2 separate regions of the Homo sapiens genome follow, and region 2 is linked to region 1. Evidence: chromatin loops called from intact Hi-C (ENCODE). Cell type or tissue: heart right ventricle. All regions are shown on one strand. Each heading gives the region's core, and the rest is flanking DNA. Links, peaks and the distances in the headings are about the cores only.

Region 1 (4,391 bases), core at 171-4,170:
GTCAAAATTATCAGTATTCAGATTATGGTCCTGGGAGCCTTGGAGTTAGACCAAACGTGCCCAGGGGCCACTGGAGTGATGTGTTTGGGCTGGGGAGCACAGCTCAATGGGTAGTACATGTCAAAGACTTAAGGGGAAAAAAAACAACTCACTGTTCATCTCAAGTTCTTAGCTCTAAGGTGTGCTACTGTTCTAAATATTTTTTATTTTTAAAGATAGCTTTATTTGCCTAAATTTGTCCTGGGTGTGGGGAGTTTAGAGCTGCCTTGTCTGTAGGGTAGCTGCTAGCTGTGTGACTAATTAAACTTTTCAAAGTATTTTTAAAAAAATTTCTTAGTGACATTAGCCACATTTCAGGTTCTCAGTGGCCTCGTGTAGCTAGTGGCTGCCGTCCTGGTCAGTACAGGTCAAGAACATTTTCCATAATCGAAGAAAGTTTTGTTGGACAGCGCCGGCCTAGAAAGTTTTTTTTTCTCCAACTCTAAAAGCTTAATTGTCTCAACTTGTAAATCTCTAAAGCATAACATGTTTGAGCTTAGTCTTCCAGAGTCCATAAACCCAACAGCTTTGGTGACAAATTATCTACTGGTTGTCTCCATGGCATACTACAAGTGAGTTCTAGTCTGCCAGTTGGGAGTGGACGAACAGTTTTGAAACAGTTTGAGTGAGGACCTTCAGAAAGGACCTGGGGACAGGAGCGTGAAGCAAAGGTCCAGATGCTAAGCCCTTAGAAAGCCCTTTTGGTTTGAAGCCGTTTATTATCATAAAGATCCCTGCTGGTTTGTCCTTGGTCTCCAAATGTCAGATGTCAACATATTGTTACTTGGTCCTTCACCCACCTGATGACTTCCTACAGATCTCAGTGCGGCCCTTCTCTTAAACGAGGTTGTGTTTTCATTCTGCTGTTTCCAGTCCACCTAAATGTTAGGGGCCATTCTTCACAGAAGGTGTTGGGGGAGAGTGGGGCCACAGCGTGGATGCTAACGTGTTCTGTTGTGGCAGGGGTGGGGAGTTCTTTGTTTCCAGATGCCCCCTCTTCTAGTCCTGGGTGTGCTTTGTTTGAACCCTGCTAGATTGACCTTTGGTATATATAATGTGAGATCTCTTTTCTTGGAGCCAGGCAGCATAAAGGACACTTACTGATGAGCACCTACTGGCATATTAGTGGCTTTTTTTTTTCTGTGTCATTTTTATTCTCTGTCAGCCCTATGAGGTTAGTACAGTGATTAGTTTGTGGGTGAAGAAACAAGATCCGAGTAGAGTAAACTGGTCCCTGGACACAGCAAGGGCTGGACTGGCTTGGACCTGGGCTGGGGCGTGCTCCCCACCTCCTCCTCTGCCCCTGCCGCCCCCCATGCTCATTGGTTGTTGCTTATTTACTGCCCCTTTATCACCACATCCTCATTCAGGAAACTAAACTGGGTTTTACAAAGATTAAAATCATTGATCCCACATATGGAGTCTGACTTAAGTGTGTTCAGCCTCGTTACAACTCTGTGAGGGAGATATTCCCTATTACAGAACATCTTCATTTTATGGGAAACTGAAGTACAGGATCCTACTCTTAACTCTCTTGTCTTTCCAAAGCCATATTTTATCATCAGAATTATGCAACCATCGGGTGCTTTTGAAATGCACAAGTAATGACTATGAATAAAAAAAGCTGTGCCTGAGGGCTCAGGGAAACTGCTCTGAAGACTGAGCTGATTGAAAAAGACAATCCTGAAGTCACTAATTTCCCGACACCTGTCAGACCTCACTTGGAGGTCACAGACCATCTCCTGGCCCTCCAAAGGCTGTCACCCAGCAGTAGCTGGCCTCCTGATTAGAGGAGGCAGTAAGATCTTTTCAAGCACAGCCCCAGCCCCCATCCCTTCTCTGGCCTGGGCCTGGATGTGCCTTTGTGAGGTTGGGTCGATGACAGATCTGAAGGACAGTTCAGTCTTCTGTACACTCCTTCTTGCCCCTCCTTTCTGCCACTCCCAAGAAAAAGGAGCAGGAGTGATTCTCACTTTCCTGAACTGCCTTGGAGGGAGACCCACACTCAGCTGTGCCTTTAGCTGTCTCTGGGAGAAAAGGCCGTGCTGCAAATAACCTCCCTGCTTTGTCCTTTGGCTTTGGTGTGGCTCACCTGGCCAAGCATGTGCTGGTGCTATTTTTAGCAGGTGGCATCCTTTAGGAGGGCCAAGTGCATGTGGCTGCAGTGTACGGGACAGGTCCTGGTGCCAAAGCTGCTGCTGTCTCTGCTGCCACCGCCTCGTCAGGAGAGAGAGGAGAATAAAGCCACCCTGGAAGCTGCCAAGGGGTGTGTGGAGGGGGTGGCTGCTTAAGAGGTCTCCAGGGCTGCCTTTTCTATTCTGGATCTGTGGCAGGGGCCCAGCCTGCCTCCTGGTGCAGGCAGGCATGTGACTGAGGCAGCCCGGGGAGCTGGGGAGCTGGGGAGCTAGGTGTCAGACTGCTGCCTGGGGAGTGAGGACCCCTTGTTGCCCCAGCAGGCAATTTTTCAGGAAACCACATAACCCCATTAAAAACATTATTTATTTATTTATTTATTTATTTAGAGATGAGGTCTTGCTTTGTCACCCAGGCTAGAGTACAGTGGCTCGATCATAGCTCACTGCTGCCTTGAATTCCTGGGTTCAAGGGATCCTCCTGCCTCAGCCTCCCAAGTACCCGGGACTATAGGTGCACATCATGATGCCTGGCTAGTTAAAAAAATTTTTTTTGTAGTGATGGGGTCTCATCACCTTGCCCAGACCCATTTCAAGACTCCTAGGCTCAAGTGATCATTCCATGTTGGTCTCCCAAAGTGCTGAGATTACAGGTGTGAGCCACCGTGCCTGGCCCCATAACTTCATTTTTGTGTGAAGTTGCCCAGCCTAAAGGCTGGCCACTAAATGGACACTTAAAAACTCTCTAATAGTGTGGATTGGTGGGCAGTCTGATTCCTCTGGCTTAAACCAAAATGCAAACATGAAAGGAGGCATGGCCATAGACCCCCGGTGAGAATTCTTTACTGTGATGACACAGAAGCTGAAGAGGGATGAAAAAGCAGTTTGACCAGCAAGCTTGCTGGTTCCCTAGGCCACCCTTTCTTCTCTCCTTTTCAGTTCCTCCTTCCCTCTAACTTGGAGCTGCTAACTCCAGCCCATCTAACTGTTTCTGATTAAGAAAGCTTCAAGCCTTATAAGGCCCTCTGTTGCCTATGGTTTATGTTGGCTGGAGAGCAAGGTTGTTTTTTGCAAAGTCTGATTCAAAGAAGTGGCAAGGGCTTACGTAGGCTGTGTGTGTCCGCCTCCTGGGGCTGGACTGCCTTATTGGAACAGGTTCCTTTGAGGGAGCCTGAGAGTAAGGGGGGCTTATTATCCCTTACCCTTAGTGGTGGCTCTGTAAGGCTAATGTGTGGTGTGGCCACAGGGCTTCCTGGCAAGTGTATTCGCTGAGAACTTAAAGGTAAAAGCAAGCCCCTGTTTACCTACACAGTGTACCTGTCATGCTACCAGCCACAGAGGCATCCTGTTTCAGGAATCAAGTCTGGAAGCAGCTTCTGCTTATTAATTAAGAACTAAAGCCCCTTGGCTCTTCAGGCACATCGCTTTCCCCTCTGGAGAAAGTTTGGTGGACCGTGTCCCTTGGGGTTCTTGCGAGTCCGACTGGCCTTCCGCGCAGTGATGTTGGAGAGCCCTTTTTCTGAGAGCCATGCTCTGCCTCATCTTCACCTCCCCTCTTGCTACCTCTTGAGTCAGCCAAGCCTGTTCCTGCCTTAGGACTTTGGCACATGTTCTTCCTGCCTGGAACTTTCTCCCCGCTCTCCTCCTGCTTCCCCCCAGATCTTGGCACAGTTCTCAAGTGTTCCAGTTCTGATGCCACCTCTTCCAAGAGGCATTCCCGCCTCATTCTGTCTGCAGCTTCCCCTTCCAAGTGCTCCATCCAGCCTTTCTCATTTCAACCACAGCACACAGAAAAGGACTAGGTGACCGTTCCTCAACTCTCCCAGCTGGTGCCCTGCTACACGCACAGGGATATAGGTAATTCATCACATGCAAGGGCAGCCTTAGGGCTCAGTTCTCTCAATCAGTTGAGAGAGGCTGCAGGTCTTTATATTTAAGTCGCGGAATCTTTGCAGTATCTTACCTGTAATTTGACTCTCTACCCTTCCTTCCACCTTTGCTTCCTGAGGGATCTCTTTGCCTTATGTGCCCAGCGAACTTGGCTCACAGTGCGTGTTAAACTCTTTGTTAAATGACTGGCCCTGAGAGGTCCAGCCATCTGATGCTGGCTAGCCCTCAATGCCTTGCTTCCAGAGGGATCTAACCTGTCAATAAGCATGCTCTCTTTTTGATATTACTATTATGTCAGCTGGGCAGCTGGGGGTCTCTGAAGCAAAATTG
Region 2 (4,391 bases), core at 299-4,298, 59 kb before region 1:
TTGAGATGGGCTTTCTCCATGTTGGTCAGGCTGGTCTCAAACTCCCGACCTCAGGTGATCCACCTGCCTCAGCCTCCCAAAGTGCTGGGATTACAGGTGTGAGCCACTGCCCCTGGCCCCTAGCCCCACTTCTTTAGTACTATCCCATAGGCAATTAGGTTCCAATATATGGGGAGATAGGACATTTCTGCTGGGCTTGAACACCTACATTTTTAAAATAAAATTTAAAAACAACCATAATACCATCATCACTCCCCTACTACCCCCCAAGTGAAAAATATCTTAGTATCATCAAATATCCAAAGCCCACGTAGACTACAAATTTATTTCCACCAATTCAAATTCCTGGGCTGGAGCATCTGATTAGTGGGTCTACAGGACTACTCTGTATCTACCAAGGAGGAGAGAGAGGAAAGGTATAACCTCATTGAGGCCCCAATAGCTTCTCATCAGAGGATTCTGCCTGATGCTGGCAAGACAAAAAAAAAAAAAGAGTTTTGCCAGGCGCGGTGGCTCACATCTGTAATCTCAACACTTTGGAAGGCTGAGGCAGGTGGATTGCTTAAGTCTAGGAGTTCAAGACCAGCCTGGGCAACATAGGGAGACCCCATTTCTACAAAAAATTTTTAAAATTAGCCAGGCATGGTGGTGAGCACCTATAGTCCCAGCTACTCAAGGAGGCTGACGTGGGAGAATCGCTTGAGCCTGGGAGGTCAAGGTAGTGAGCCACGATCATGCCACTATACTCCAGCCTGGACAACTAAGTGAGGCTCTTCCCCCGCTCCAAAAAAAAAGAAAAAAAAAAAAAGAAATGACTTCCCATTACAAGTGGTGTCAGCAATAATGCAGAAGAGAGGGAATGGCCAGAAAAGCTTTTGGACAGGAGGTCAGATTAAACTGAGCTCTATGAGATGGGTAGAGTATAGGTATCTAGAGATGGGTAGAGTGTAGGTACCTAAAGATGGGTAAAGTGTAGGTAACTAGAGAGACTAGAGGATAGGATATTTTTTATTTTATTTTTCCTTCTTTGTGATGGAGTTTCACTCTTGTTGCCGAGGCTGGAGTGCCATGGCGCCATCTCGGTCCACTGCAACCTCTGCCTCCCGGGTTCAAGCAATTCTTCTGCCCCAGCCTCCAGAGTAGCTGGGATTACAAGCATGTGCCACCACAACCAGCTAATGTTATATTTTTAGTAGAGACAGTTTTCACCATGTTGGCCAGGCCGGTCTCAAACTCCTAACCTCAGGTGATCCACCCGTCTTGGCCTCCCAAAGTGCTGGGATTACAGGCATGAGCCACCACGCCCAGCAATATTTTTTATTTCTAATAAAATAATAAGTGTAATAGTAACAAAATTTAGAAAATAAAGAAATGTAGGAAAATAGTTATTAAAAGTCTCATTACCCAAAAAAGTCATTTGGCTTAATTCATATCCCTATATTTTTTATTTAACGGGCATTATAAGAATTTATCTATGTTACTGTGGGTTCTTTGTCAGTATAATTTTTTTTTAAAGAGAGAAGGTCTTGCTCTGTTGTCCAAGCTGGAGAACAGAGTGCAGTGGTATGGTCATAGCTCACAGCAGCCTTGAACCTCTGTGCTCAAGTGATCCTTCTGCCTCAGCCTCCTGCATAGCTGGGACTACAGGTGCCACCACCACACCCCGCTAATTTTTCAATTTTTTGTAGAGACAAAGTCTCATTTTGTTTCCCAGACTGGTGTTGAACTCCTGGCCTCAAGTGACCCTCCTGCCTTGGCCTCCTGAAGGGCTGGGATTACAGGCCTGAGCCACTGTGTCTGGCCTTGTAAATATCATTTTTTAACAGATACATAATATTCCATTAAGAAAATGTTCTACACTTCATCTGACCAGTCCTCCATATTTTGACATTTATTCAAATTTCAGTTTTTCTTTTCTTTTTTTTTTTTTTTTTCAGACAGGGTCTCATTCTGTCACCCAGCTGGAGTGCAGTGGTGCCATCTTGGCTCACTGCAACCTCGACATCCCTGGCTCATGTGATCTTCTCACCTCAGCTTCCCAAGTAGCTGGGATTACAAGTGTGCACCACCATGCCTGGCTTATTTTTTAAATTTTTTTTGTAGAGACAGGGTTTCACCATGTTGCCCAGACTGATCTCAAACTCCTGGGCTCTAGCAATCGCCCACCTGGGCCTCTCAAAGTGTCATTTCAGTTTTTCTGATTATAAATAACTGTGATGAACATTATTTTGCTTAAAGCTTTTTCTGGTTTTAGAGTTATTTAATTACTATGGACTCCCAAAAGCAAAATTCTGGTAAAATGTTGTATAAATATTATAAAGAGTGGGGGTATTTCTGATACTGATTTTATACCACCTTATATTGTTATTTAGTAATCTCAAGAGGTGTTTCAAATTCTCAAGGCAAAATTGATAGAAATTGGTAAATTTTAAGACCATAGGCCCTAGGGTGTATAGCATAGAGGCAGAATTTTTAACTGCGCACACAGCGATCCAGAAAAAAAAAAAAAAATACTACATTTCCCAGCAGTTAAGTGTGGCCACGTGACTACGTTCTGGCCACCGGGATATAAACAGAAGTGTTCTGGCAGCAGCTGGAAACCGTCCCCTTTGGTGTACCTTTTGTTCCCTTTCACCCTCTTTTATTTTGCTGGCTGGAATGTGAATGCAACCATTTGGGATCATGGTAGGAAGATATGCTAGAATGAGCCGAGGTCCCCGAGGATTTTGAGGACTGGAGCCACCATTCCACCTTTGTACTCCTTTTCTCTCTTTACATGGAAATAAATTTTTGTCTTAAGCTACTGTTGGTTTGGGTTTTCTACCACTTACAGCCATGCCTAATTCTGACTAAATACAATGTGGTTTTAAAACTGGGACAGGCATTGTTATACTCTTCTTCATAAGCCCAGAGTAGCTGAGAAATGTTGCCATGGGAAAAAAACATTACAGGCCGGGCACGGTGGCTCATGCCTGTAATCCCAACACTTTGGGAGGCCGAGCTGGCAGATCACCTGAGGTCAGGAGTTCGAGACCAGCCTGGCCAACATGGTCAAACCCCGTCTCTATTAAGAATACAAAAATTAGCTGGGTGTGCTGGCAGGTGCCTGTAATCCCAGCTACTCAGGAGGAGGGTGAGGCAGGAGAATCACTTGAACCTGGGAGGCGGAGATTGCAGTGAGCCGAGACCGTGCCACTGCACTCCAGCCTGGGCAACAAGAGCAAAACTCCGTCTCAAAAAAAAAAAAAAAAAAAAATTTCAAATGTACTTTGAGATCAGGTCACGAGGAGGTTTGACTTTTTAAGTGTTCCTGATTCTAACAGAAAAGAAAACATTAGTGTCAGCAGCAGGAAATTTCAAGTAAAACTATAGGATTCGTGACGTCCAACTTCTAATTTAGTTGCTTCAAGTGTAAAGGCAAAAAGGAGTTGTGGGGTAGAGGGGAGAAAACTGGTTTGTCTTGTTTCCAAGGATTACTGCCCCTACTTCAAGAGCTATTAAAAGGTCCTCTTGAGAGAACTGTAACCAAAAATAAAGTGGCACTGGCAACTCTCTGGGAACACATTTAACTCTGCTCGTAGAAGCATAGCCTGTTTTAATTGGCTAAAGCCCAAGCCAGGCCCTGTTTTCATCTGAATTAGGAAAAAGCAACTGCTGAGAAAATATTTAAAAATAACTATACCAATGTAAAAAAGCAAAGAAAAAAAAAAAACAAACAAAACCCCAAAACCCTAAATTAAAAGAACATGTGTTCGAATGTACTTGGTTAAAGCCAGATGCAGTGGCTCGCACCTGTAATCCCAGCCCTTTGGGAGGCCAACATGGAGGATCGCTTGAGCTCAGGAGTTCAAGACCAGCCTGGGCAACATAGGGAGACCCTCTCTCTATTTATTTTAATTTTTTTTAAACAATGTACTTAAAGTAAATCAAATCTGGTGAAGACACAGATGCTTTGGGGCTCAGATCTATATGTTAGGATTGGGAATTTGTATTTTTGTTTCTCAAAAGTGGTCACTGACTGGGTACAATGGCTCAGACATGTAACCTCAGCACTTTGGGAGGCCAAGGTGGGAGGATCATTTGAGCCCAGGAGTTCTAGACCAGCCTGGGCAATATAGTGAGATCCTATCTCTACAAATAAAAATAAAAATAAAAATAAAAATAAAAAAAATGCCAGGCATGGTGGTGCATGCTTGTAGTTCCAGTTACTTAAGAGTGTGGGGTGGGAGAATCACTTGAGCCCAGGAAGTTGAGGCTGCAGTGAGCTATGATCATGCCACTGCACTGCAACCTGGGTGACAGAGTGAGACCCTGTCTCAAAACAAAAGAAAAATGTGGTCACTTCAGGGGGCAGTGAAGTAAGTGCAATATTTTGCTGTGATGTTTACAAG

Evidence for each region. A loop is a pair of places that touch in the nucleus more often than their neighbours do. Peaks named below come from ENCODE experiments on the same cell type or tissue, not always from the same donor. Only the 100,000 strongest peaks of a DNase experiment are listed, where the experiment ranks them.
Region 2: a loop joins it to region 1, with 2.1 times the contacts of the local background. A loop is called at or near these places in 17 of 110 quality-filtered maps.

The regions. Positions count from the first base shown.
Region 1 is chr17:57,089,147-57,093,537 of GRCh38, forward strand. All of the region lies in intron 1 of AKAP1 (A-kinase anchoring protein 1), which reads left to right. Among named protein-coding and RNA genes, the nearest start is that of AKAP1, 6.1 kb to the left of the region's middle. RefSeq lists enhancers at 2,266-2,815, 3,738-4,237. In heart right ventricle, for the core only: no CTCF peak of the experiment used is centred there; a DNase peak (open chromatin) is centred at 2,255; H3K27ac peaks cover 4,000 bases.
Region 2 is chr17:57,029,967-57,034,357 of GRCh38, forward strand. No RefSeq gene overlaps it. Among named protein-coding and RNA genes, the nearest start is that of AKAP1-DT, 53 kb to the right of the region's middle. In heart right ventricle, for the core only: no CTCF peak of the experiment used is centred there; a DNase peak (open chromatin) is centred at 2,585; H3K27ac peaks cover 2,210 bases.